Linked DNA regions of Homo sapiens: regions 2, 3, 4, 5, 6 and 7 are each linked to region 1. A link is a loop called in an ENCODE intact Hi-C map of the cell type or tissue named here. Cell type or tissue: mammary epithelial cell. All regions are shown on one strand.

What was found. Peaks named below come from ENCODE experiments on the same cell type or tissue, not always from the same donor. Only the 100,000 strongest peaks of a DNase experiment are listed, where the experiment ranks them.
Region 2: it touches region 1 in a loop (15-fold over the local background); 99 of 110 quality-filtered maps call a loop at or near these places.
Region 3: a loop joins it to region 1, with 11 times the contacts of the local background. A loop is called at or near these places in 14 of 110 quality-filtered maps.
Region 4: a loop joins it to region 1, with 9 times the contacts of the local background. A loop is called at or near these places in 50 of 110 quality-filtered maps.
Region 5: a loop joins it to region 1, with 9 times the contacts of the local background. A loop is called at or near these places in 50 of 110 quality-filtered maps.
Region 6: it touches region 1 in a loop (4-fold over the local background); 4 of 110 quality-filtered maps call a loop at or near these places.
Region 7: it touches region 1 in a loop (13-fold over the local background); 66 of 110 quality-filtered maps call a loop at or near these places.

The regions. Positions count from the first base shown.
Region 1 is chrX:65,594,044-65,598,043 of GRCh38, forward strand. It overlaps a transcript of MSN not described here. Among named protein-coding and RNA genes, the nearest start is that of LAS1L, 61 kb to the left of the region's middle. In mammary epithelial cell, a CTCF peak has its summit at 1,543 (motif pointing left); DNase peaks (open chromatin) are centred at 1,608 and 2,438; H3K27ac peaks cover 867 bases.
Region 2 is chrX:65,984,502-65,988,501 of GRCh38, forward strand. No RefSeq gene overlaps it. Among named protein-coding and RNA genes, the nearest start is that of MIR223HG, 29 kb to the right of the region's middle. In mammary epithelial cell, a CTCF peak has its summit at 1,942 (motif pointing left); a DNase peak (open chromatin) is centred at 1,860.
Region 3 is chrX:65,744,550-65,748,549 of GRCh38, forward strand. No RefSeq gene overlaps it. Among named protein-coding and RNA genes, the nearest start is that of MSN, 79 kb to the left of the region's middle. In mammary epithelial cell, a CTCF peak has its summit at 1,637; a DNase peak (open chromatin) is centred at 572; H3K27ac peaks cover 358 bases.
Region 4 is chrX:65,676,546-65,680,545 of GRCh38, forward strand. All of the region lies in intron 1 of MSN (moesin), which reads left to right. Among named protein-coding and RNA genes, the nearest start is that of MSN, 11 kb to the left of the region's middle. In mammary epithelial cell, no CTCF peak of the experiment used is centred here; DNase peaks (open chromatin) are centred at 1,536 and 2,856; H3K27ac peaks cover 2,417 bases.
Region 5 is chrX:65,666,108-65,670,107 of GRCh38, forward strand. It overlaps MSN (moesin), which reads left to right and starts at 1,547. Exons shown (of 13, transcript NM_002444.3): 1 at 1,547-1,746. The coding sequence starts at 1,735. RefSeq lists a silencer at 1,239-1,568. In mammary epithelial cell, no CTCF peak of the experiment used is centred here; DNase peaks (open chromatin) are centred at 1,514 and 2,484; H3K4me3 peaks cover 2,110 bases; H3K27ac peaks cover 2,473 bases.
Region 6 is chrX:65,862,945-65,866,944 of GRCh38, forward strand. No RefSeq gene overlaps it. Among named protein-coding and RNA genes, the nearest start is that of MIR223HG, 150 kb to the right of the region's middle. In mammary epithelial cell, no CTCF peak of the experiment used is centred here; no DNase peak of the experiment used is centred here.
Region 7 is chrX:65,702,182-65,706,181 of GRCh38, forward strand. The region is part of intron 1 of MSN (moesin); the gene reads left to right. Among named protein-coding and RNA genes, the nearest start is that of MSN, 37 kb to the left of the region's middle. RefSeq lists a silencer at 1,974-2,146. In mammary epithelial cell, a CTCF peak has its summit at 1,914 (motif pointing left); no DNase peak of the experiment used is centred here; H3K27ac peaks cover 1,730 bases.

The DNA of each region.
Region 1 (4,000 bases):
GGCAGAGAGGTTTCCGTTTAAGGAACACTGAGAGAGGATCAGAATTATGGCAAAACATCAAAGACAATCTCGACCTTCTCATTGCCTAGAAGTGAAAGGTGTTGGAGCAATTTGCAGCTTTCAGAGACCATTCTAGTCCACCGCCCTTAATTTAGAGTTGGGAAAAAATGAAGTTTAGAGAAGCGGGGGAATTTCCCTAAGGGCACAAAGGCAAGTAGTGGCAGAACTGGGAGTTCTGTCACCTCAGAGCAATACTGTATCAATCTTTGTCAACTCATTAGCATCAGAGGTGGGTTGTTAGAATTTCCAAATAAAAGTAGAGAAGACTGTACCCTGTTCTAGGCAGCAGCAATGGTGGTAGTGGCATGAGGGGATGGTGGTGGGATGAAGTGGTGGGGGTGGGACTAGGATGTAATGGAAAGCCTTGGAAGCTTGAATGAGTAGGCTTGGATATTAGGGTTGAAAGGACCTTTGGGAATTGGTGGCCCCTACTTGGGTAGGGGCAGAGAAGCATAGAATACCACAGAACATTATAAAAATAACCAGATAGAATGTCAGGGCTGGGAGAAACCTGGAACCTCATCAAGTCCAGCTCACTCCTGTTTCAGGTGGGGAAACTGAGATCCAGAGAGAGGCTGAAAACTTGACCTGGTTTCTACAGTGAATCAGGAGAGAAGTAGGGCTGCAACCATCCCTGTCACACAACAAGAAACACTGGCTGCCTTTGTTGTTTCCCTTGCATCTGAGTTGGATGATCAGACTTTTTAACCAAGAAAGAGAGATGAGGGAGGGGAGCCCAGTGTTTCATGGCCTGCCTAGAGCTACTTATATAATTAAACATTATAGAATGACAGCATGAAAGCCTTAGTATGCACCTGTTTCTGTAACATAACCCTATATCTGAACCCACCCTACACCTCCAGCATGTAATGCCCTGCAATACTGAGTCCAAGAAGCCCCTCAAATTTAGTGATACCTCAAGACTGAGACCACAAATCCTGTAGACAGTAGGGCCTTCCCTGAATACCAAGCACTCCCTAGTCTTTCTCATGATTAGGTTCTCACTCTCACACTAAGGTCACTCCTTTTTTCTGCCCAGGCATACATTTTATCTTCTCTGAGGAGGGAAGGGAGTAGATGGGGATGCTGAAAAGCACTTTAATTTGAGCAGTTCTTGCCATATCTTTGCCCCTCATGTGAAAACTTCTCAGCCATGGAACTAACTTGTTCCCATACCCACTCTCATAGCACAGTCACCCTCCACCCCCATTCATCCACACCCCTGACATTTACTCACTTCGCCCATGGCAGAGACCGTACTGGCCATGCTCTCTGCACAGCCCTGGAAAGCCTCTTGTTTCTAGTCACTAGGAGAGAAGGTCCAGTCTCCCAGCACACACTTCTTATCTGGATGTCTCTCATTGTGAGGGACTGGGAGGTCTGTAGGCCTACCTCAGCCTGATTCTGGCCCTATCTAGTGAAGCACTCAGTGATCTCTTGCGCCCCCCTCTGGCCTCAGTTCTTTAGCGGTTGCTACAGCAAGTGGTCTAGTTGGGCCTGCACTTCCAAGTCAGACCCATAGAGGGCAACCACTTGCCAGTTTATGAGAAATCACTCTGGGTGTGGCCTCTCCCTTTGTTCACTTCCTTTTCAGTGCTTGTAAAATTCTAGAACCACAGGCTGTCAGAATCAGAGGGTGTGTTTAGATAACTTATATTTGAATATCCTCATGATAAAGATAGAGAAACAGGCCCAGAGAAGAGATGAGACCAGTCTAAACTCAGACAGTGATTCACTCTGTGGCAGTTAGGGCTAGAATCCACGTTTCCTGAATGCCAGTTCAGAACTTTTGAAACACACGGCCAAGCATCTAACCCAAATGCCTCATTTTATAGTTGTGAAAACTGAGGCCCCGGAAAGAAGTTGACTAAGGTTGTACAGTCGTTGTGATAGAGCTAGGACTCAAACCCAGGTCTTCTGAATCCCAGTCCAGATTCAGAAACATAATGTTAGGCATCTAGTTCATCCTGTTGGTTTTTTTTTTTCTTTATAGATGAAAAGAGTTCAGAGAGGGAATCTAATTTACCTGAAGCCACAGAGTAAATTAGTGAAAATCAGAACCGGAGCCCAAGGCTGGCTGTAGAACTGGGACTGAATGGAAACTGGGGACTCTGACTTCTAGTCTCCAAGAAACCTCAATAACTTAGGGACCCCAGTGTCTTGGAATTAAATAACAGAGGTAGGGATGCAGTCCTTGCTTAAGCTGACTATGAATGAATCCCCAGGAGGCTGGAATCTGGGGCATAGTGTGTACGTGTGTGTGTTTGGGAGGGAGGGAGTCTGCTCTGGTCCCCTCCAAAAAACTCTTAAGAAAAGACTCACCTCATTTCTCCCCTTTCAAGGCCTCTGGCTTTGAGAGTGAGAAGATGACTCACTCATTGCCCACAGTTGCCGCTGAGAACATAATTGCTAGCTGGGACATCACCACAGCATCCAGCCATCACATTTGCAGAGTAGTGTCTTGTTTTGTCAAAGCTCTTTCCTATTTTTCTTTTTCTTTTTTTTTTTTTATTTCAGCTTCCTCAAGCTCCAGGGAGCCAGATGAGGCAGATACCATTACCTCTTCTTTTATAAAGAAGAAACTCATTTATGGAGGGGTGGGGGGAATGAGGGGGGACCTGAACTGGTGTTGGACTGACTGAGACTAAATCCCCAGTCCTCTGATTTCCAGCTTTCTGGAGTGTCTGCATAAATACCCAGAGTCCCAGAGGAGACAGCAGTGTCCCTCAAATGCCTGATGACAGCTCCTCCCTCATTTATTAATCACTGAGCTGGGGCCAGATACTGTACTGGGCTTTCATTGGAGACAAAGGTGACAGAAACCCTGCCTTTAAGTGTTCACAATCTGGATATTGATTAAGTCACCACTCTGCCCATTTCAATCCTCAGCTTTCTCTTCTTCTACTAGAAAAATAACTCCAACAGTGCTTTATTTTATTTTATTTATTTCTTATACATTTATTTGAGACAGAGTCTCATTCTGTTCCCCAGGCTACAGTGCAGAACTTGGTCACAGCTCACTGAAGCCTCAACCTCCTGGGCTCAAGTGATCCTCTCACTTTAGCCTCTTCTGAGTAGCTAGGACCACCATGCTTGGCTTTTCTTTTCTTTCTTTCTTTTTTTTTTTTTGAGACAGCATCCCACTATGTTGCCCAGCCTGGTCTCAAACTCCAGGACTCCAGTGATCCTCCCACCTCGGCCTCCCAAAGCACTGGGATTACAGATGTGAGCCACCTGGCCCAGCCTTGTTTTATTATTTTTGAGACAGGGTCTGGCCCTATAGTCCAAGCTGGAGTCCAGTGGTGTGATCACAGTTCACTGCAGCCTCAACCTCCTGAGCTCTGGTGATTCTCCCACCTCGCCCTCCCTAGTAGCTGGGACCACAGGCATGCAACACCATGCCCAGCTAATTTTTAATTTTTTTTGTAGAGATGGGGTTTTGCTATGTGGCCTAGACTGGTCTTAAACTCCTAGGCTCAAGCGATCTTCCTACCTCGGCCTCCCAAAGTGTTGGGATTACAGGTGTGAGCCACCATGCCCAGTCCAATAGTGCTTTTTGGCTGGAGACATTGAATCAATTTTATAACCTTTTCAGAGATTGATTAGGAGTCAGAACACTAACATTCTAGTTCCAGTTCTGTTACTTCACTGTGTAATAGTGAGCTAGTCCTTTCCTATGCATGGGCTTCAGTTTTCACATCTGCAAAATGATTTTGTGGGATGGGGTCAGAAGACAGTAGGAATATAGTTTCTAAGAACTTCTGGCTCAGATCATTTAGGAGATGAAGACACTTTGTAATCTGTGGGCAGTGTTGTTTCTTTGGGTAAAAGGCTGGAGGGTAGGAGCCCGCTGGGCCTGTTATGAGACCTTTCATCCTGCTGTCTTCCTCCTTAACTTTGTGAGGTACCCTTCCCAAGGAGCAGGGAACTTGGGCTTTCT
Region 2 (4,000 bases), 390 kb after region 1:
AGCCTGGATAAAGAAAATGAGGTACATATATACCATGGAATACTATGCAGCCCAAACAAAACAAAACAAAACAAAACAAAACAAAACATGAGATAATGTCCTTTGCAGTAACATGGATCAACCTGGAAGCCATCATCCTCAGCAAACTAACACAGGAACAGAAAACCAAACACAGAATGTTCTCACTCATATGTGGGAGCTGAACAGTGAAAACACATGGACACAGGGAGGGAAACAACACACACGGGGTCCTGTCAGGAGGGTGGGGAGAGACGGCATCAGGATAAATAGCTAATGCATGCTGAGCTTAATACTTAGGTGATGAGTTGATAGGTACAGCAAACCACCATGGCACACGTTTACCTATGTAACAAACCTGCACGTTCTGCACATGTTTCCTGAAATTTAAAATATAATAATTTTTTTAAAAAGAAGAAAAAGAAACTGGTTGACTGAAAAAAACCCACTTCATTTCTCATAGTTTCCCTTTCTCATTTGTAGAACAAAGACTAGATAATCCTTAAAGTCTCTTCCAATCTGGAAACTCCGCAAATGCATAAACTTTCAATAACAAAGGCCCTGTTCCAGATGACATGGGGGCATAATTTGGTAAGACAAAATTCTTGCTCCCAAGCAACTTCACATTTAGTAGGGAAAATAGACATGTATTGTAATTGCCCCTCTTATCTCCTCTGGAATCCTTGGCCCAATTCACAAATCCTTGGCCCACTCTCCAATTAAAAACTCCCTTATAATGCCGCATTTTCTACTGGATAGAGTCAATACTTATTGACATGCTAAGTATTTGATAGAGCAGTTATCTGAAGATACACTCTCTGTCTTCTTATCTATCTCTTTTTTTTTTGGCATTCCAGTATGGCTCCAATCTAGCTTCCTCAATCCTTTGATGTGCCTTTGTTATCACGTAACATGCGCAAAACTAATGTGGTGTTATATATCTGTCATTCTCTAGTTTGACACTTAGATCCTGGAGAGCCAGAATTAAGCCTTAATCTTTTATGAGTCCTTCACATGGGAACTGATATAAAATATACAACCAATATATGTTAAGCAAAAGAATAAATAAGTAAATAAATTAAACAAATCTAACATAAGGTAGAATGTGATCAATGCCATAAGTGAAAGGCATAGATAAAGCACAGACGAGTCTCAAGCATCTGATAATTTGTGACTAGTAGAATTAGGAAAGCTTCTATGGGAATAATGTTGTGTGACAATGTCATTAAAGATAATTAAGGTTTCATCTCATGGAAGATTCCAATGGACGGAGCCAAGTCAAGTCAATAGAACTATGCAGAGGATATGTTCAGAGACTAGGGAACAGTCCAGCCTGGCTGCTCCACGGAGGTTGATGAAAGGGCAAAGAGGGACACTGGTAAAGTTTGTTGGTACCAGATTATAATAAACCTTTAGAACCAGGCTGAAAGTTTTGAATTTTCTTTAGGAGGCAATGAAGAGCACCAGGTGGCTTCTGAGCAGGTAAACACTGTAATCCAATGTGTGCTTGATGGAAAGGAGTAAAAACATGGTGCCCGGGAGGGTCTTAGAGTTTGTGTAGTGATGCAAGACAGCCTGACAGGCAAGAAGACAGACTCTAGACCCTGCTGTGAGGAGGAAGAAGTGTGGCATTCCAGCATGTTTATGAGAACTCAAACACATTGTAACTTAGTGATAGACGCTAACAATCTCAAGCAGCCTTATTCTAACAAATAATGACTCACTCTTACCATTTGTGAATACTAGGCAGCTGTGGCTCTTATATATGTCAGTCATCTGGGGTGCGACATACCAAACCTAACAGGGGATTCACAGTTCTGACTGAGCTCCATCAGGACTGGCTCCTGTGTGACCTGGCCCATCCAGTTGTGGGTTGTTCCCTTTGTTACTAGGGAAAATTTCCCTGCGTTAACATTGCCCTCTAGTGGTTTTTGTTTCCTACAACCGGAGGTACACTTACCCCAACCTTAAACTTTTCCCTTTCTCAGAGATTGCAGTTTTCTTTTCTGTCTCTTTGTTTTCTCTTTCATCTCTACCTTCTCTTATTTCTCCCTCCCTTATTCCATGCAGTGGAGTGAGTGAAGCAGACAGGCCTAGAGAGAATTAGCCCAGTGTTACAGATAAGGAAACTGAGGCTTAGAAATGTGAAGTTAATTTGCTCTACACATTCAGCTACAAAGCATCTTAACTACAAAGTGACTGGATTAGAATTCAAACCATATATCTGAACTTGGAATTCTGGTTTTTATCCAATTCACTTTCCTCCCTTCTTCCTTTCTGTTCTCCCTCATTCCATCTCTCCCTTTTCATTCACCCTCCCTTCCATAAATGCCAGTTGACAATTCTGTGGTAGGAATAGTGTTAAGACATAGAAATAAATAGATACTGTCTTTGAGGGAACTCCCAGTCTCTTATGACAGAGAGACAAAAATAATTATAACCCAATGTGATTATATTGTTGATAGAGTCATGTTGGATGTGCTGGATCATCAAGGATATAGGGTAATTTACCTGTTATAGAAGAGGGAGAAGGGAAGATTATTTCAGGACAAGGAACCAGTCAGCACTAAGGTATAGGTATGGGGAAATAATAAGACATTTTCAGATAAAGAGTAAGGGGATGAAGGAGTTGGGGGAGTGGGGCCTGGAGCCAGATTGTGGCAGCCTTTGTGTGCCAGGCAGAGTATTCTGGACTTTAGCCTCATTCTCTCTTTTTACACAATTTCTGAAGCTTATAAGTAAATACATTTTCTAGGCTATTACCATACCCCCACATACTAAGTTGTTTAGTTTATTTGTCAAGCAGGCCAAAAAATAACAAAATAAACTATTTTTAAGCCTGTCCAGGGGTATAATATGAGTCCAAGACCAAATGGGAATGAAACCCTGGTCTCCTGCCTTCTAGGCCTTCGGATGATAAAAATGAGGAGGGGGAGAAAGGTGGAGAAATTAACTGAAAAATAATGGGATAGATTCCAGACATCTGGACCAGCCTCAAACAAATCAACATGCAGACTATGTCCTGTTTGCTCTGCCTTCCTCTTTACTTACAGGCCTAGAGATTGGGTAGGAAGCAAATGTTTGTTTATCAAAGTATATTTATCCACTGACCTCCAGAATATTTTCAGGGATGGTTGCTGTTCCATGAAAAACATGCAGGTCACAATACATTGGCCTCAAATCACACAGGTATTCTCATAATACTTCCAAATAGTGCTCCTTCTTTCCCCACATCTTATTTGGGTGCATGTATTAATAATTATCAGCCTCCTAACTTTACTTCCTCACATGTATAAGGCTTCCCTTGAACAAAGACTTCTCACGAGCGTTGGGTTCTTCGGCAACCCTAGGAGAGAAGTAAGGAGGTGAAATCAGGTCCTCATTTTTCAGAAGAAGAAACAAAGGTTCAGAGATGAACTTGCCCCCAACTAGGGGAAGGAGGCAGAGTAGGATTCCAAGTTCAGTGCTTTTGCTACCAGTTCCTGTTAGGAAGTGTACTTAAAGAAGCACTAAAGCCACAAGCTTAGTGAAGGCTCATTAACAACACTTTCATTAGCATACTTCATGGTTAATTTCCATTTCCTGCACAATTTCTCCAGACTCAGGGTCCTGAGAGCTAGAGGAGTCACACTGAGCCATTGTTCTGGTCAGTGTGACATGTTTCCATTCTGAGCCAAATTTTCAATAAAGGTCCTCTTTTTTTTTTTTTTTTTTTTTTTTTTTTTCCAGACAGAGTCTCATTCCCTCACCTAGGTTGAAGTGCAGTGGTGCGATCTGGGCTCATTGCAACCTCTGCCTCCTGGGTTTAAGCAATTCTCCTGCCTCTGGCTCCCAAGTAGCTGGGACTACAGGCATGCACCACCATGCCTGGCTAATTTTTGTATTTTCAGTAGAGACAAGGTTTCGCCATATTAGCCAGGCTGGACTCAAACTCTTGACCTCAAGTGATCTTCCCGCCTCAGCCTCCCAAAGTGCTGGGATT
Region 3 (4,000 bases), 150 kb after region 1:
CCAGTATGTCTCAGCCTTTTTTTTTACCCAGCCCCTATTCTAGATGAAGTAGCTCTGGCTCAAGCATCTCTGACAATCTGACCTCCAGAATTTGTTCTGTTTTAAGCCACTCTAGCATTATTCTCCATTTCCCTATTTCTTGAAATTCCTTATTCTTGAAATGACAATATTATAGAAATGGAGAAGGGAACAAATTAGTGGTTGCCTGCAGTTAAAGAACAAGGCAGGGGATGGAGAGCATGTGAGAAATGGATATGGCTATGAGAGAGCAACAGGAGGGGTCCTTGTGATACCTAGTGTCTTGACTATATCAATGTTAAAATCTTGGTTGTGATATTGAAGGCTAATTTACAAGATGATACCACTGGGAGAACATGAGTAAATTGTACATGGGATCTCTCTGTATAATTTCTTACAACTGTATGTGAATCTACAAAGACCTCAAAAAAATTAATTTAAAAAATAATGGGTAGAGATGCTGGGTATATATCCAAGAGCAATGAGTGCTTATGTCCACCAAAAGACATAGCAATACTATTTGCAATAGCACCAATCTGGAAGCTAGCCAGACTTTCATCAACAGGAGAATGAACAAAACAATTGTATATTCATAAATGGGGTATTACTCAACAATAAAAATGAATGGACTACTGCGATATTGTGAAATATATATATTTGGTCTTCCTCTTATTTCCTGGCATACCACTCCTAAAATCCTTGGGAGCTCCAAAGTGCTGTCTTTTTGTATGCTAATGATTGACTAATAACTTCAGTGTGGGACTGGTCACCAGAAAGACAAAGCATGAATAGAAGGTTGGGACTTTCCTCTAACCTCCAGGGAGGGGAGAGGGGCTTAAGGTCAAGTTGATTGCCAATGGCTAATAGTTTAATCAACCATGCCTACATAATGAAGTCTCCATAAAAATCTATTACGTTGGTGCAAAAGTTACTGCTGTTTTTGCCATTAAAAGTAATGGCAAAAGGTGTGGTGGCGCATGCCTGTAATCCCAGCTACTCTTCGAAACGCTGAGGCACGAGAATCACTTGAGCACAGGAAGTGAAGATTGCAGTGAGTGGAGATGGCTCCTCTGCACTCCAGCGTGAGTGACAGAGCAAGACTCTGTCTCAAAACAAAACAAAACAAAACAAAACAAAACAAAACAAAAACAACCCTCACTCTGGATCCTCCTTGAAGAAGAAGCCAAAATTCCTTAGCCTAGTGGCTCTTCACTATTTGACTTGTCTTATCTTCCACTATCCATCATCATCTATCTCCCCACAGCACTTTGCATTCCAGGCATACTAGACCTGGCATCCCTCAAAATCCCAGACTTTCTCATAATGACGTTCCATTGCAATAATAATTGTAATTAGCATTTATTAAATACTTACTGTTCAGTGTGCTTTACAGGTATTACCACATATCTTCACAGTATCTCTGAGACAAGGGCAGTTATTACAGATAAGGAAACTAAGGTACAGAAAGGATAAGTAACTTGCCCAAAGTCACATAGCTTGGAGTGACAGAGGCAAGATTTAAATGTTTCCTAGAGCTTCAAATTCAGAATAACAAATATATTATTTTTATTCTTATTCCACTTGGCTCATCTTCTTATGCCTCTCTCTCACTTGGTGGCGCCACTATCCACGCCTTTTTCCAGAATAAGAACTTGGATATTTCTCCTTGACAATTTTCTTTCCCTAGCGCGGTCCCAGTGCCCAATCTCCTGCCTTTCATTCTGCAAATAGCTTTTTAATGCCATATCTGCTTCTCTTCTGCTGCTGGGACCGTTGCCTCTAGTGAGTGGCCTCCTCACTAGATCTCCAGTCAACTTTCTATCCTCTGCTGCCAGTAACTTGTCAGAAACTTCTACTCTTCTTTTCTTTGTTCAGTTTCTCCATTCCTACCTGAGTTGGTCTCACATTCTCTGCAAGGCACAAGTGATTTCACCCAGTTCAGTGACTAATTATGGCCTATGTATTAATGACTCCCATGTTTATCTCTCTAGTCCATAACTCTCTCCAAGTTCAATTTGGACAACTAACTGCTCCCTTGAAACCTCTACCTGCATATCTAATACGATTCTTAAAGTTTACTTAGTCAAAGCAGAACGCTTGATTTTCTTCCCAAATCCTTTCCTCCCTCAATCTTCCTCACCTCAGTAAATGATGCCACCATTTGCCCAGTTGCTCAGGCCCCCAAATCAGGCACCATCATTCCTCTTTTCTCACTCCTAGAACCAGTTCATCGGTAGTAAGGCCTGTCCAGTCTACTTTCTTTCTTTATTTTATTTTATTTTATTTTTTCCATATGGACTCTCACTCTGTTGCCCAGGCTGGAGTGCAGTGGCATGATGTCGGCTCACTGCAACCTATGCCTCCTGTCCTCAAGCGATTCTTCCACCTCAGCCTCCCAAGTAGCTGGGACTACAGGCACGCACCACCACTTCTGGCTAATTTTTGTATTTTTAGTAAAGACAGGGTTTCGCCATGTTGACTAGCCTGGTTTTGAACTCCTGACATCAAGGGATGCGCCCACCTTGTCCTCCCAAAGTGCTGGGATTACAGGTGTGAGCCACTGAGCCCGGCCTATCCAGTCTTCTTTCAAATATGACTCCAAACACAACTACTTTTTACTTCCTCCAATTCATCACCTAATCTGAGCCATTATTACCTCTGGTCAGGACAATTGAAATGACTTCCCAACAGGTCTCTCTGCCTCCACTTTTGCTCTCCTACAGTCCATTCTTCACACAGTAGCCAGAGAGACCTTTTACAAGTGTAAATTAGGTTACATCACTCCCTTACTTTAAACCTCCCATGGGTTTTTTTCTTTAATCACACTCAGAATGAAATTCAAATCTGTACTGTTACCTTCCAGGCTCTATGTAATCTGGCCCTTTCTCACCTCTTTTTTCATTTCACCTCTTAGCACCCTTCCCTGGCTTACTATGCTTCAGCCACATTGTCCTTATTTCTTTTCCATTAATATCCCAAGCTCATCCAAGTATCAGGCCTTTAACTGCCCCATTGTCTGGAATGTTCTTGCCAGAGAATTTCCCATGACCGGCTCCTCATCATTCAGGTCCCAGCTCACAGAAGTACCCCTTTATCACCCTATCTGAATTAGTCCCCACTTCCCAACTCACATACACACCTATAATAGCTAACTTATATGGCTTACAATGTGCCAGATACCGTTCTAAGCCCTTTTGCATAAATTAAATCACCCTTACTATGCTCTTACAAGATAAATGCTGTTATTGCACCATATTATAGATGAGGAAGGACACTAAGACACAAAAAAGTTAAACAGCATTCCTAAAGTTACACAGCTAATAAAAAGGCAAACCATGATTTGAATTCATTCTCTATTTCATTATCCTGCTTTATTTTTTCATAACATTTCTCACTAACTGAAATGATCTAATTTATCTATTTCTTATTGTTTATTACCCATCTGTCCATCTAGAATATAACCTTCACAAAGGCAGGGACTTTTTTTGTTCACAGCTGTATTCTCCAACAACTTACCTGGACACAGTAAGTACTCAATGTTTGTTGAATGAGTTAATGGCTCCTCCCTAGGAATGTGCTGCTTTCTCTAGTTGGGATGATCTTCCTCTTTCTTTCTGAATTCCAACATATAATCTTTTTTAAATTTATTTTGTAATTGTTTTTAACTTCTTATTTCCATAGGTTTTTGGGGAACAGGTGGTGTTTGGTTACATGAGTAAGTTCTTTAGTGGTGATTTGTGAGATTTTGGTGTACCCATCTCCCGAACACAGTATATACTGAACCCAATTTGTGGTCCTTTATCCCTCACCCCCTTCCCATTCTTTCCCCGAGTCCCCAAAGTCCCAACATCTAATCTTTTAGGACCAGCTTCAGTCTTGCTTTCCCTCGGAAACCTCCTGTCCATCCTCCCCTCCTCACTAATGTACCATATTGTCTGGTCCTCCCCTGGCTTCAGCTCATGAATGAAATGACACTGAGTGG
Region 4 (4,000 bases), 83 kb after region 1:
ATGACAATTTGGTTGTACAAAACAAGATATAATCCTGAAAATTTTTTTCCTGGGTATATATTTGGGAAGTGACTGGGGCCAAGGCCTAGGAGGGGGAACAAGGCATACCTGTCAGGCTTGATCAGTATTTCTTTCCCTCTCTTTAGCCTTGGCCTCCATTAAATACCTGAGAAGGATCAAGTCTTATTTTTCTCAAGTTGTGTGTTTAGATAAGGTTCCTGATCTTACTTTCGTGATCTAATCTGCCTTCCCTCCAACCCATGATCCATTTCCTTTTTTTTCTTTTCTTTTTTTTTTGAGACGGAGTCTTGCTCTGTTGCCCAGGCTGGAGTGCAGTGGCATGACTTTGGCTCACTGCAACCTCCATCTCCTGGGTTCAAGAGATTCTCCTGCCTCAGCCACCCAAGTAGCTGGGACTACAGGTGTGCGCCGCCACGCCCGGCTAATTTTTATATTTTTTTTAGTAGAGATGAGGTTTCACCATGTTGGCCAGGCTGGTCTTGAACTCCTGACCTCGGGTGATCTGCCTGCTTCAGCCTCCCAAAGTGCTGGGATTACAAGCGTGAGGCACTGCGCCTGGCTGATCCATTTATTTTTTCAGATTCTCAGCCTGGATGTTTGATGAAGCTCACCAAGAGCCTCTTTTATCTGTTGTAATTTTTAACTGAGGTTGACTAATCTATGGTATAGAGTTGGAGGGTGAGGGTCAAGGTAACAGTCAATCTGGGCATCATTAGTTAAGTCGTACAAATCTTTGCTATTTTCAAGGGTTTTAAGTGAGCTAAACTCCTCTCCAAACATCCTTGTAGATACTTGTGGGAGACTGACTAATTCCTTTACAAAGAAGAAAAGTCACATAACTTCTTTGCCTTTTAATTTTCTTTTTCTCCAACATGAAAATATCAGCAATATTAGAAAGAGGCACATGGAGTTTGCGTGTGGTGGCTCATGCCTGTAATCCCAGCACTTTGAGAGGCTGAGGCAGGTGGATCATTTGAGGTCAGGAATTTGAGACCAGCCTGGCCAATATGGTGAAACCTTGTCTCTACTAAAAATAGAAAAAATAGCCGGGCGTGTTGGCGGGAGCCTGTAATCCCAGCTACTTGGGAGGCTGAGGCAGGAGAATCACTTGAACCTGGGAGGTGGAGGTTACAGTGAGCTGAGATCACGCCATTGCACTCCAGCCTGGGTGACAAAGCAAGACTCTGTCTAAAAAAAAAGAAAAAAAAAAAGAAATATGTAAATGGAAAAGAACAAACCCCCCTCCCAGGTTCCTTATTCCCCTTGGTGCCTGGGCCATTGTAGATCTAGCATATGCTTGGTGGGGACATCTGCCATTTGCTTTAGGGTTACACTACATCTTTCTACTTTGAGTGCTTGAAGAGTTGCTCCAGCAGGGCCTGATGTGGGCCTGGTGAAAATCTAGCCTAGTTGCCTTTCTGTCTGCCATAGCCTGGGCATTTTCCTAAGGTTGGGAGTTTTTTTCCTTCTGGTCTTAGGCCAGTTGCCAGAGGAAACCGATGACTAAAGGCTTCCTCCCTGCAACGTCAACTTCTGGAACCTTTCCTGATGATTCCTACCAGTCAAGTCTGCCTTATTTGGCTATTTTCTCCCCCCTCAAGTTACTCCCTCTCCTTGCCACCCCACCTCAACTAGTCCTCTGTTCTCCTTTAGTACAGGGAATGCCTTCTTCAAGTTTATACAATACCACCTGCAAACTTCTTTTCTTCTTGTTTAGAGTCCTAATATGGGGGAGGAGTGGGGAAGGAGAGAGGAAGATGGGAGAGCTCTGGAATGACTGTGATTTCTCCACCCTGCTTTCTTATCTCCCTTTATCCTCTTGGCACTGCCTGGTCACTCCTCTACAGCTTCTTACCTAGATCTCTGACAGCCTAGGAGTGGTCTCGATTGGCCTAAAGAGGTTCAGAGTGTGGGGGTGGGATGGGGCTAGGGCTTTCAGCATTTGAAACTATTTCTTTGGAGCAGGTAAAGCCTTCCAGTTGGTAAGTCTAGTTCTTTAAGTATGCCTGTTGTATGCCTAGCCTTCTCACTTGGCTTTCCTGGGTGGGCTGAGTCTAAGTTCCCTCTACCTCCCCTTCCCAGTCCTGAGCTGTCTAACTTTAGGTTAGAAGAGCTGAGCTTTTGACACTTACAGCTTGGGGCACTTGTCTGGGTGTCTTTAAAAATACCTTTTAGTAAAAAATGGTACAATGGAAAGAAGAGTGAGATATTTGGTTTTTAATCTCTGCCTGTGTGACCTTGGGCAAGTCACTTTTATGAGGCTTAATTTTCTTATCTACAAAATAGAGACATTGGCTTTTTCTGACATTCTGATTATTTGTGCCCAGTCTTTAAGAGGCTAGGAAAGGGGTCTTGGAAAGCGTGTAGCAGAGCAGAGTGGTGACTTTTCGGAGAAGCTTCCTTTTCCCATTTAGAATGGCATTGAGTGTGTCATTTTCTCCTCTGGCTATCAACATGTAAGCAGCCCCCTCTATTTCAGTGAGCTCTGCTCTGGGATATACTGAATCTACCTACCAGAGAGCTCACTGTGGAGATTCTGGCTTGGAGAGACAACTGTTGACTACATGCCTTGGGTGGGGTCTTGGAGTCCAGCCTGCAGACTACAGTTGCTGGCTATTTTTGGTCATCTGTGACTCAGGAAGAATAGAAGACCCTTGGATTGGTCATTGTTCCATCAGGGAAAGGGAAGACAAAGAAACAAGCTAAAACTGAGGACATATGAGATTTCACTTCCTTTACTCCCTCCCCCACAACATCCCTTTTTGTAGGGCTATGAAATTGCTTTTGACTGAGTCTTAAATTGCTAAGCTCCCTTTCCCCTTCCTCTATCTGAATCATTGTTGACTATGTTGCCCTTGGACGGGGAGAGCTAGGTGATATGGGCTTGGGTGGAGCAAAAGGGAGAATTTCTAGTCAGGAAGATTGCCACACACCTAGTGTTGGGCTTTCAACTGATCCTGTATTTTGTAAATATGGTTTCCTTTGGTATTAGTCCTGGAGATCAAAGGAGAGGGACTTCTGAATTTTCTGTGAGGGCCTACAAGGCTGATAGGGAATAAGCAAGTTTATGGGAAAGGTGTACCCTTCACTGGATCTGTTTTTACCCATCCTCTACTTCTTCCTCCTTTTCGTCCTTCTCACTGACACTTTATCCAGTGCTTGCTTGTGAAACAAGGATCCCACATTGGATCTCAGCCACCTAAGAGTTGGCCATGAACATAAACCTTACCTGCTCTGAGCCCCCTGGAGAAAGCACAAGAAGTCTTGGCATCTGTTTTCCTTCCTTTAGAAACAAGTTCCTTGGGCATCCTTGGGCAGTTTAACCAGAGAAGCCTTAGTTGGGTAGTGCTGGGCAGTGCTGTTAGGGGGAAGATTCTTCTCCAGCATTGAGCTGGAATGGCCTGTGGGCTATGCAGGAGCTTGCTGCTGGAAGCAGCTGCCTTGCTGGAAGCTTCTCATTCTTCCTAGGTACCTCACATGGGTTGTTAGCGATGCCAGTTGTAGGTGGTGGATCAAAATGGCTGTTGGTTTGGGAAGGTAGGCAAGCAGGTGGAGGAAGAAGGAATGTAGAGTCAAATGGAAGAAGAGTGGTTCTTTTTTTATATTTCCCCTTTTTTTAAAACTCAGCATGGCATATGACAAAGTTTAGCAAATAGAGAGAGAAATTGTGTATAAATTCATCATTTTAACATGGCAATAATTATTTGTATTTCTTGTCGTATCTCATATATGTACCTTAGTTTTTGGTGGTGCAATCATAGTGTACATAAAAAAGTTCTCCTTCTTTCCCCCTACTTAACACATCACTAAAAACTTAGATAAATGCTATTTAATTTTAAGAAATGAACATTCTAATGGCCATGTAAAATTCTATTCAAAGGCTATGCCATAATTTAAAACCATTCTCCTTTGGGGGAGCATTTAGATTACTCCCAGCATTTGCTAGTATAGATACATTCCCATGAATGTGAAAAGAGAA
Region 5 (4,000 bases), 72 kb after region 1:
AAGCGATTCTCCTGCCTCATCCTCCCGAGTGCCTGGAACTACGTGCCATCACACCCGGCTAATTTTTTTGTTTTTTTTTTTCGCATTTTTAATAGAGATGAGGTTTCGCCATGTTGAGCAGGCTGGTCTCAAACTCTTGACCTCAAGTGATCTGCAGGTCTTGGCCTCCCAAAGTGGTAGGATTACAGGTGTAAGCCACTGCACATGGTCTCACTTACTATTATTATTATTATTTTTGAGACAGAGTTTCACTCTGTTGCCCTGGCTGGAGTGCACTGGCTCAGTCTTGACTCACTGTAACCTCCGCCTCCCGGGTTCAAGCGATTCTCCCTCCTCAGCCTCCCGAGTAGCTCGGATTACAGGCACGTGCCCGGCTAATTTTTGTAATTTTAGTAGAGACGGGGTTTCACCATGTTGGCCAGGCTGGTCTTGAACTCCTGACCTCAGGTGATCAGCCCGCCTCAGCCTCCCAAAGTGCTGGGATTACAGGAGTGAGCCACTATGCCCGGCTCTCACTTATTTTTTTTGTATAGATATGGGAGGGGGTCTTGATATGCTCCCCAGGCTGGTCTCGAATTCCTGGGCTCAAGCAATCCTCCTGCATCAGCCTCTCAAAGTGTTAAGATTACAGTCATGAGCCACCGCACTCAGCCTAAAACTCAGACTTGACCAGACGACTTCAACAGTCTAGAACACTGCCATCCTGGGATTCTGTGACCTTGACAAGAAGGAGAAAGGGAGCTGGCAGACAAACCCCAAGGGTGTGGACTAGGGAGGTCACATCTAACCTGAGGGAATTATAGCCAGCCCCATCAGGACATCAGAAAGTGAATGTACTGGGAGAGGGGCTAAAGGATCAGGTCACTGATTTGAGGAAGGTGAAGACTGGGATTTAGATGAAGGAAAGATAAATGAGGACTGAGCAAGGATGGGTAGGAAATATGATGGGGAGAGTCCTACGGAAGAGAATGGATGAAGTGTTTTAAGAGGTGAGGCAGTTTAGCCAAAAGAAGAGAAGTTTCCTGTGGACCTGAGATCTTCAGGCCTTTGAGGAGCTGTTAGGGACAACAGGGGATCTGTGTGGCCTCAGGGAGCAGAACTGAGATCCATGGATGGAAGCCATAGAGAAAAGGAGTTCAGACACGGCAAGAACTTTCTAAGAGCCAGAGCTGTCTAGAGAAGGAAAAGATAGGTAGTGAGCTCCCCATCAGTGGAAAGTTGCAGTCAGGGGCTGAGTAAGCATCTGTCAGGGCCCAGGGTCTGGGCCCTGAGTGGGGGTGGGGCTGGAAGGCCAGGACGTGGAAGGCTAGGGGCTGTGACCAGGGTGGGAGAGGAGCCGGGTGGGTCTGGGTGGGGAGTGGTAGCTACCCTAGGTCCGCCCGGGCCCAGCCGGGCCCCCCACGTGGCCGCTGTGGCCTGGCTGCGCCGGGCCTGGCCAGGCGGGGCTGGGCGGGGCAAGGCCAGCGGTCGGCGGGGAGGCGGGCGCGAGGGCGGGGAGCGGCGCGGAAGCCGGGCCACATAAAGGAGCGGGCGGCGCGACAGGGGCGGCTCTTTCCTGGGTGGGGTTTGTGAAGTCGTGGCCCGTTAGCAGGAAGCCTAACAGTCGCCCCGACGCTAGTGAGGGACCCAATCTGAGTCCCCGGCCAGCCGAATCCAAGCCGTGTGTACTGCGTGCTCAGCACTGCCCGACAGTCCTAGCTAAACTTCGCCAACTCCGCTGCCTTTGCCGCCACCATGCCCAAAACGGTGAGTGCCGGAGGTGGGCGCTGTCGACCCCAATGGCTCTGGCTGAGCCTCATAGCCCTTTGCTGATGGCTGAGGGCTTGGCCAGCCACCGGCCCGCCTGGGACGCCGCGCCCTCCGCCATAGCCAAGGGTAGGGAGGGGACCGGAGTGGGATCCTGGTCTGGTGCGCCCTCAGGGGTTGAGGGGGTGTCCAGGCTGGAAGTTTGGACGGGGCGAGGCCTGCCTCTTTCTCAGGTTCCAGTTCCCTGTGTCTGAGATGCAACAGTCAGGACGGCTTCGTTGGGGCCTGGGGTTTCCCCTTTTCCCTGATGGGCCATGGGCACAGAGGAGAGGATTCTGGTCCAGAAGACAACACTTTCCCCAACCCAGGAATTGGCACCTTTCTGGGGCAAGGCTGCCAATGTCCAAGAGGGGACATGGGAACAGAGAAGCAGGGAGAAAGGAGGGAGCCGCTCGGGGCGGATCCGGCACCCCCACTCATCTTTCCCACAGCCTCACCGGGTGGCTCCAGCTGTTTTCCACTAGGAGGTGAGGAGAGAGATGTGAGGAAATCGTCATCGAGGCTGCACCCGAGAGCACCAACACTTATTTAGGCACCAGTCTGAGGAGAGGCCTACCCCATCTCCTGGGAGAGAGGACCGGTTTCTCCCTCCTCTCCACCTCCAAATCCCTGCCCCTCCTATTGCTTAATGCCTCTCTATCTCCTCCTATCCCCTCCGGACTATTTTGTGTGGTGTGGGTTTTCTCGTGGGGCCACACCTTTCTAGAGTGGTGGTTGATTTGGGGATGCGTCTCCACCCCACTGGCTGTTACGAGAGGAACAGAAGCCTCCTGGGAGTGGGGATAGGGGGGCCGGATGCCCAGGAGGGAGAGGGGAGGAGGGGTGTGCCTGACTAATGAGCTCTGCTTGCTTTTGTGCAAGTCATGCCAAATGGCTGCTGAGGCCCTTCCCTTGCTCAGAAAGGCCTGGTGACCACCCTGGCTTGAGTCCCTTAGGCCAAACAGCTTGTTGAGCTGGCCTAGGCAATGCAGTGCTCCCAAACATGTCTCCCCAGGACTGCTTGAGCCTTGTAGAGGTGAGATAGTGACTAGTAGCCTTGAAAAGGGCTGAAGGTCCCCTGGGATGAGAGGAGGAGAGTTGGGGGCCCAGCCTTTTGGGTTTGTGATGAGCTTTGGTTGCCACGTTACTGTATACCAGCCTCACTGCCAAGTCGTTCTTGCCTTTCCAGAACCTTGTCCTTCAGAAACACCAAGTTTTCAAAAAGTATGTGCTTTCACTGTCTATCTCCTTTAAATTGCTTGTGGTTTTAGGACATGAGGCTTTTACACACTTTGTTCCCTAGTCCCCGCCCCCAAAGAGAGAGAGTAATGGTTTTGGAGAGAGGGGAAAATATCCCATTGTCTGCCAAAACAAGATTATAAAGATCCTGTCAGGAGCGGCTCTTTGGGTCTCTCTCTGTGGTTGACTCCTGACTCCTCTTAAGGTGCGGCTTTGCCTGAACAGTTGGGTGGATCTCTGGGAATAGACATTGCTCCACGGTCTTTCTTCTGTAGTGGCATATCTCATCCTCAGTTCTGAGATAGCCCACTTTGAAACACAGCTTCATGGGCCTGGAAGTTGCTTCAAACTTGCATTAACCGTCTCATCTGAGTCAAAGTGGCAAAGAAGACAAGACAGCGTGTTTATTGTTTTCCTGGGAATGGAGAGAGAATGGAGTATAAGCTGTTTGTAGTCAGGCCTGGAGTAATGAGGGTACCTAAATACTGAAGGCATTTTTATGCAGATTGACTGAAACCTGAATCAAATTGGAAGGAGAGGGCTGAATTTTGATAGACTGGAAGTATTAGAGAATTTTCTATACTTTGACTCAAGGAATGGTCAACTTTTAGGAAAAGCAACTATATTATGTCTGTTAAGATCATAGAATCTTAACCTGAAAGGGACCTTGGAGACTATTTAGTACAACTCTCTTAAAAAAAAAAACTAAAACTAAAACAAAAATCTAATGAGGCTATTGAGACCTACAGGGAAAGACCTACCTAAGGGCACATGGTGACTGAGCCAAGATTGGGGTCCAGGCTTTCTGATGCTCATCTCATTGACCCTTTATTCTGACCCAATGATTGAGTTCTTGACATTTGAGTTCCCTTTCTTGCTCCAAACAAATTGCCCACTGTTCTCAGACCTTTATGGTCCTCAGATAAAAGGAAATGAGTAATTTGAGCAAAGTGGCCAAGGTTGACATTTGTGTGGT
Region 6 (4,000 bases), 270 kb after region 1:
TGCCCATGGCAGGTCAGTCTGAGTCGGCAGAAAGGAGTCTGCTCCCTACTTCCCATGGACCCTGGGATGGGCCTTGGGGTCTTGGGCTAAAAGGTGGCTTTCTGCTTGTTAACTTCCCTCTCCCATCCTGATGAGTGCCTGGAATTGTGCCTCTTCTTCTGTCTTAGGTGTTAGGTTTCCCTCTGTAACTTCCCTGGCTAAAATGGAGTGGTATCTGTATTCTAGACACAAAAGAGATGGAAAATTTGACCTACTGGACTATCGAAGGGCTCCCATAAGCAGCTTTGCCTTACTGCAAAGGCCTCCTATAGAAGGAACCATTCCATCCTCCCCCATCCCTGCCCAATTCCACCATCCTGGGGACCAGAAGTATCCTACTTAGGCTTGGCAATAATGGTACGATTCTCAACAATGACAAGAGTATCATTATTCTCAACAATGATACTCTTATCATTGTTGAGAATAAGGCGTCTTCACTGGATCTGTGTACCATTGTTCAGTTCAGTCTCATCATCCGTGACGAAGGTGGACTGGGCCCATGGAGAGTTCCCATCAGAGCCGCATTGTCTGGCTAACTGGCCTCCCAGAGTTGGTCCCTGGGAGAGGTGAGATGGGAAATGAAAAATCCATATGTCATGAACTGGTGAGATAAACACTGCAGACAACCTCACCTAGAGACCACGTTGTTGATTGTTTCAGATGCATTTCCATCCTCTTTCTAAACCTCAATTCTGATCATGCCTCTCTCCAGTTCAAAATCCCTCAATAGCTCCTCTTTGTTTACAGGATAAAGCCCAAGCTCCTTTGCTGGGCCCTATTCTGCTTTTCCTGATTTATCTCCTGCCCTTTGCCCCCTTGTATCTTGTATTCCAGCTCCTCACTTTTCTTTGAACATGATGTGCTTGGTTCATGCCTCTTGGCCATTGCTCATAGTAGTTCATCAGCCTGGTATGCCTATCTGCTCCCACCTAGTAAATGCCTAATCATTTGCCACCCAGTTCAATTGTCATGTTAAAGCCCTCCCTGGTACTCCTACATACAAATAGTTTATTCTTCCTCTCCCAACACGGGGTCTTTTTCTTGCTGGGCTTTCTCTTCTTTAGACTCTTGGGGCCCTGATTTTTAAAAATTCATTAAACCTCATAAGCTAGATACTATTATCACCCCCATAACTTGCCCCAAGTCTCACATTGTGTTTAGTGATGGAACCAGGATGCAAACCCCGGCAATCTGTCTCTAGCACTTGTAACTTTCTTTTTTCTTTAGAGAAAGGGTCTTGTTTTGTCACTCGGGCTGGAGTGCAGTGATGTGATCATAGCTCACTGCAACCTGAAACTCCTGGGGTTGAATGATCCTCCTGCCTCAGCATCCTGAGCAGTGGGGATTACAGGTGTGAGCAACTGCACTCAGCTTGCATCCCTGATTTTAAGGTTCCCAAAGCATGGAAAGGGTTGGAACCACTGGTGCCCAGCCCAGGGCTCAGTAAGTTGAGATTATCAGAAAAAGAACCCATGTAGGCATGGATCTGAAATTAGGTAGGTAAGGGTACTGTAATAGATGGAGAATAAAAAGGAGAAAGAGCTAGAGCTCTACTCATGGGCATTGAAAGAGTCCTGAAATATGGAGTGGGGAGAGGCATGGTTTCCACATTCCTATTCATGAACAATGGCTGGCAGCTGGTGCTGATGGAAAGGGGTCCTAAAAACAATTATCTTTCTTCCCAAGTTGGCCTTTCCTTCTACCTAGGTTAGATGGTCCTAGTATGAGTCAAAACAAAGCAAAAATCTCCAGTATCTTCCTCATGTGGGAAGCTGCCAGGGTGCTTAGGGGCAAGCAAAGAAGGAGGATTCTTTCTGCCCTAACTTCTCTGAGGATTTTGGTAAATTTCACTGCATATTATCTGTGAAAATGCTTAATCCCCTGCTTCTTCAAACCCTCCCAAGCTGCCTTTCCTATGATGTTTTTCTACTCACCTGGGCTTTCATTTCTTGGGCTCCTTTGGACAGACCTGTAAGCAGGGAAGTCAGGGTGCAGGAGGTAGGGACAAGCATGGTACTCACCTGGAGATACAGTATGACTGGTTGAGGACCAAAATAGTGGACTGCTGTTTGCCACTCTCACTCCCACTGGAACTCAGACACCCACTGGAACTCAGACTCCCAAATGTGCTCAGGCTCAAGCTCCTGAAGGTGTTCAAGCCTTCATTGACACTCAGCTATGATTGACACTGATGTCTTCATTGAAGATCATAGTATTGGCTGCACTTGCAGTTTTGCTGCCAGTCTCAATTCTGCAGGTGCCCACCCCTTCACTGACGCTCATGTCTGCATTGGTGCTTGCTTCTATGCTGGCATTGTTGATGTTGCTGCTGCTTGTGTTCTCAATGGCTACTATGATTTCACTAGCAATGGAGTTTCCACTAGTATTTATGATCTTAGAGCTGCTTGGGCCACTGACACTCCTGGTATCACTGCAGTTGCTGGTGCTACTGTCACTCTTAGTATGATAACTTCTTATGGCACTACTGCCACTTTGAAAGTGTTTTATGGTCAGCTTAATTTTCTGTGGGAGAATGAGGCCTTTAGGCAGGAACCTGGTAGCTCTCCTGCCACCCCTTTGATGCCTTCCATGTCCTAGCACCCTCCTCTGAGAAGAACATACTTTCCTTTCCACTTTGTTGGAATAACAGTAATAGCTAAGTATTAACGAGCACAAGCTATGTACCAAGTAATTTTCTAATTTATTTCAATCCGTTCGTCAGAGCCTCATTAGAATTGTACAATTGTAATTGTACAATATACAATTATTAGCCTGTTAGGTATGAAATCTAACATACAAAGAAAAGTAACTTTCCCAAGGCCACACAGCTAATAGATAGCAAAAACAGACTTTCAGACCATCTTTTTCAAGGCTTGGGCTTTTAACTACTATAGGCCAAAGGGAGAGAAGAATAAGGAAACACATTGCCTATTTATGGTGTAAAATTATAAAGAATAGCAAAGAAATGATTACTGTAAAAACTAGGATAGTAGTTACCTCTAGTGGGGAAAGATGGAGAGGGAAATAGGGAGGAGCACATGAGGTAATGTTGAGGTGTTGGTATTGTTTTATTTCTTGACCTGGTCGTGGTTATGCAAGTGTTTTGCTTCATAGTTATTTATCAAATGCTACTTGTATGGTTCATGTTCTTTTTCTGTATGTATTCTTTAAATCATATTTTCAAGTTAAGGAAAACCTCAGAATAGTACTGCTCATGTCTGTTTTCTTGCTTTGCTTTTTGTTTCCTGTACTGAAGGTCAATCCAGGGCCTGTTTAGGGCTGTGGTTAACTTCTGAGGTACACCTTAGGCAAGATGATGCCTAAGATGAGAGACACCCAGTCCAAGTCATAAAGCCAGTGAAAGACAAGTTTAGTGGTAGCTTGCCTTACAGTGATCTATGTCTTCAGCCAAGCAGCAGCAGTAGTCATGGTGAGAGAGGGTGCTACAGGGGTGGGGCTTTCCAGAAAAGAATGTTGTTGTGGGTATTTCTGAAGGCTAAAGTCATGCTTTCTGAGCCCATAGAATGGTTCTTAAGGGCCTGAAAACTCTGAGTGTTCAGGGAGGGGGCGGGAAGCAAGTATATTCACTTGATTTTTCTTCACTTGCTTTTCCCCTTTCTTTCCTCCCCAAAAGTATTTGCCCTTTATCCAGTTTATACCCTCTTCATCACACATCTCCTCCTCACACATACTGGCTTAGGAATACAGAACTGCAGACTTAGAAGGAGTCTTAAATTTCAGCTATTCCTCCTATTTTTGAAGAAAAAATTATTTCTTTTAGCAAAATTATATGCACAATATATTAAACAGATAATATATCGATAATATATTGATCATCCCACTCTGGCCTTCATATTCTCAGAAACACATCTTAGGAATAGCAAAACATGTTTAAAAAAAATCACTGTTCTAAGCCACCCTTCACCTCCTAATGGTACATAGGGAAATTTATGCCTAGAGA
Region 7 (4,000 bases), 110 kb after region 1:
TTTGTATTTTTAGTAGAGACGGGGTTTCACCATGTTGGCCAGGCTGGTCTTGAACTCCTGGCCTCAAGTGATCTGCCCGCCTTGGCCTCCCAAAGTGTTGGGATTACAGGCGTGAGCCACCGCACCCGGCCTTTCAGTTGCTCTTTACTTGCTGTGTTTCCCTTCTATCAGACATCCCTCTAGTCATATTAACACCATCCCAGGCCAGGCGTGGTGGCTCACGCCTGTAATCGCAGCACTTTGGGAGGCAAAGGCGGTCGAATCACTTAAGGCCAGGAGTTCAAGACCAGCCTGGACAACAGGGTGAAACCCCTTCTCTACTAAAAATACAAAAATTAGCCAGACATAGTGGTGGGTGCCTGTAATTGCAGCTACTTGGGAGGCTGAAGCAGGGGAATTGCTTGAACCCGGGAGACGGGGGTTGCAGTGAGCCAAGATCACGCCATTGCACTCCAGCCTGGGTGACAGAGTGAGACTCTGTCTAAAACAAAACAAAACAAAACAAAACAAAAACAGTTTGTGATCTTCTGGATACCATCTGAGGGAGTTTGGAGGTCCCAGTGGGTTGTGTTGAGGGTTGCAGACTTGTGTGTGTTAATGGGACATAACTGGAGAAAATGGCAAGGCAGAGTCCAGAATAAGGAAGGAAGATCAGGCAGCCTTTGAAAATAATAAGGCAGCATAGGTGCTGTGTTGTGCTCTGCCTTTCCATAGGATTCTGCTTCTTGGGGAGGAAATCCCCATCTCTCTCAAGAGATAAAATATTTAAAATAATGCTGGAATACATGTGTATTTAACTGTTGTGCATGGTTTCACATTGTCTTGCCAACTAGAAATGTAATCACCTTTTAGTTTTCCCTGAAAGTGAGAGTCCTTTATGCTAGAAGGGCTCTTTAGAGGTCTTCTTGGGCAGCCCCTAGCCCTCTGTAGTGAAACAGGTTTTTGTTTTAAATTATTCCTGACAGGTAGGATATTCGTCATAATATGGCTAAAAGGGGAGGGATTAGTAATCATCACATTCTACTTATGATGTGTCAAGTACTTTCATGTCTATTATTATTATTATTTTTATTTTTATTACTGTTCAATTATTTTCTTCCTCCAGTGTCAAACATGTCTGTTATGTTAACTTAAATCTCCCAATAACCCTGTACTGAGGTCGATATTATTAGACCCGTTTTATAGATTAGGAAACTGAATTTTAGAAAGAGGAAGGTCAAAAAGGCTCCAAAGCTCAAAATGCTGAGACCATTATTTCCAGGACAAGGGCTCCTGGGTTTTCTGTGGGTTTCCCAGATACTAGATTTGGTTCTTAGCTTACCAGCAAGGTAGGTAGGAAGCCAACCTTAGCCTACCCCTGGGGTTGAAAACAGAGGTTTTTTGTTTTTTGTTTTTTTTTGACAGGATCTCTCTCTGTTGCACAGGATAGAGTGCAGTGGCAAGATTTTGGCTCACTGCAACCTCTGCCTCCTGTGTTGAAGCAAGCGATTCTCATGCCTCAGCCTCCTAAGTAAGTATTAGTAGCTGGGACTACAGGCGTGCGCCACCATGCCCAGCTAATTTTTGTACTTTTTGTAGAGACAGAATTTCGCCATTTTGCCCAGGCTGGTCTTTAACTGGGCTCAAGCGGTCTGCTTGCCTCACCCTCCCAAAGTGCTGGGATTACAGGCATGAGCCACCACGCTCAGCTGGAAACAGAGCTTTTTGATTAGGGCCAGAAGCGTCCCCCTGCAACTGCATATTTGACTAATCCTGGCTTCAGCAGTTTTAACATTCCCATGAGCAATAGATGGAACCCAAGTTTGGGTTTGGATCAGCTCCAGTGTGCTTCAGAAGTATGATGCTGGAGGTTGCTGGAGTCTGTTCCTAAGCAGAGGGAATAGAGCCCTCTTCTGGCACCCTGGGCAGAGCTGGCATATTCAGGCAGCCAAAAATGGTCAGTTTCCAGTCTACAAATACTTCCTGTAAAACTTGCTGGCAGGAAGCTGGGTCAAGCAGGAAAGTGACGCTAAAGAGTGAAGCCCAGCTAGGTGTGGCCCCGGATAGGGGCTTTGCCCATCTGGAGACTTACTTTATTAATGATGGGTCTGCACTTCTTTTATTTCAGCAGCTTTGAAGTTTTATGGGAGTTGAAGGAATCTGTTGTTCTTGGCTGCCTGGATATGAACCCATTACTCAAATTCCCTTCCTCTTTCTCTGCTCTGTGCCCTCCTCAATCCCCAGCTTGAGTCTTGGCTATGCCTATTACTGGGGGCCTTCCCAACCAGTTGCTATTCAAGTTTTTCCAAAGAAAACAGTTCTGGAAACAGGGCTCTCTGAGTTCTCCTTCCATGGTGTTATAAAATATTTAGTCTCCCTAGAATGGGTGGTGGTGATTGTCTCAGATCCTGAAAGTTAGGCCTGCCCTCTGTTGAAAGCTAAACTTCCAAGCAGTGCCAGCTTGGAGTTTTTCACGGAAACAAATTGATCCAGCCTCCTCCACATAGTTTTTTTTTTAGATCAATAATAGTATGCTTGAAGTATCTACTGTTTTCTAAATGTCAGGCTGGCACTATGGCTTACTAAATAGGCTAGTGGATCAAAAGCCAGGTTTTTTTTTTTTTTTTGAGATGGAGTCTTGCTCCGTCACCCAGGCTGGAGTGCAGTGGCGCAATCTTGGCTCACTGCAATCTCCGCTTCCCGGGTTCAAGCAATTTTCCTGTCTCAGCCGCCCTAGTAGCTGGGACAACAGGCACACAACACCATGCCTGGCTAATTTTTTGTATTTTTAGGAGAAACAGGATGTCACCATATTGGTCAGGCTGGTCTCGAACTCCTGACCTCAGGTGATCCTCCCACCTTGGCCTCCCAAAGTGCTGGGATTACAAGTGTGAGCCACCGCGCCCAGCCTCAAAAGCCAGGTTTTTAGCCCCTCCTCCCACACTGCCTAGCAGCTGTGTGGCTCTGGGCCAGTGCCTACCTTTCTTTGGACCTCAGTTTCCCCAGCTGTATGTTGCAAGGTTCGAATCGAGTGATCTCTGACGTCTTTTTCAGGTCTGACAGTTTGGGATTCTGGACTGTTTATTTTCTTAGAGGACAAGTTGAAGTTCAGAAGGGAGAAGCCATATGAGATTCTAGGATGCATGGGTTGAAATAATGAGAAAATGTAAAAAGAGGAATGGCCATGCTAAGGAGCTGGTGTGTCAGCCCATGTGCCTAAGAAGGAGAGATGAGTTGGGGCTGGAGAGTATTTGCCCTGGGGGTATGGTTTGGCTAAGGTGATTTTGAAAGTAAGAACTGAAGTTAGGTTCAGACACTAAGCAGATGGTTTTCTTCCTGACTTTCACGTGTGGAGAGAAAAACAAGAGGGGTTTACCTGGGCCTGAGGTTGAACAAAAGGCCATGCAATTACGGCTGGATTAACGAAGAAACTAACTTGCTAAAGTGACATCACTGTTTCTGATTTTTTTCTTTCAATTTTCACCTCTGACCTGAACTCTGCTCCCACAGGGACAAGGTGGTTATATTTCCATTGCTAACCCTCACACATATGGTAATTGGAGGAGTAACTCTCAGTTTCCAGTGTGCCCTTGTCTTCCAGTTGAAATGCTTCTTGAGGAGCTTCGGATGACAGGGCTGGGTCAAAACAAATGAAAGGGGACCCTTGTCTCTGACGCCCTCTGGAGCAGTTGGAGTGGTTGAAGAAATACTGCTAACCCATTAAGGTGTGAGTGAGGTTGGGTGTTGTTCTCCTTTCTAGAAGCTACTGGGAAAAGGCACAGGCATAGGAAAGGTTAACCCCAGTCAGGTTTTATGGGCTGTATTGAGAGTCTGGAAGAGGTCCTAGCAGATAACTGTACCAGTTACCACTTCCAAGTCAACAGGGAAGAGGCTGACTTGCTGAGAAGTGAGTTAGTCAGTGAAGGAAGAGGAGGAGGAGCAGAATGGCCCCTAGGCTAAAGATTCAAAGCAAACCTTGTTTTCCCTCTTATGGAAAAAAGCTAGTTGAGACAGTGCTGTC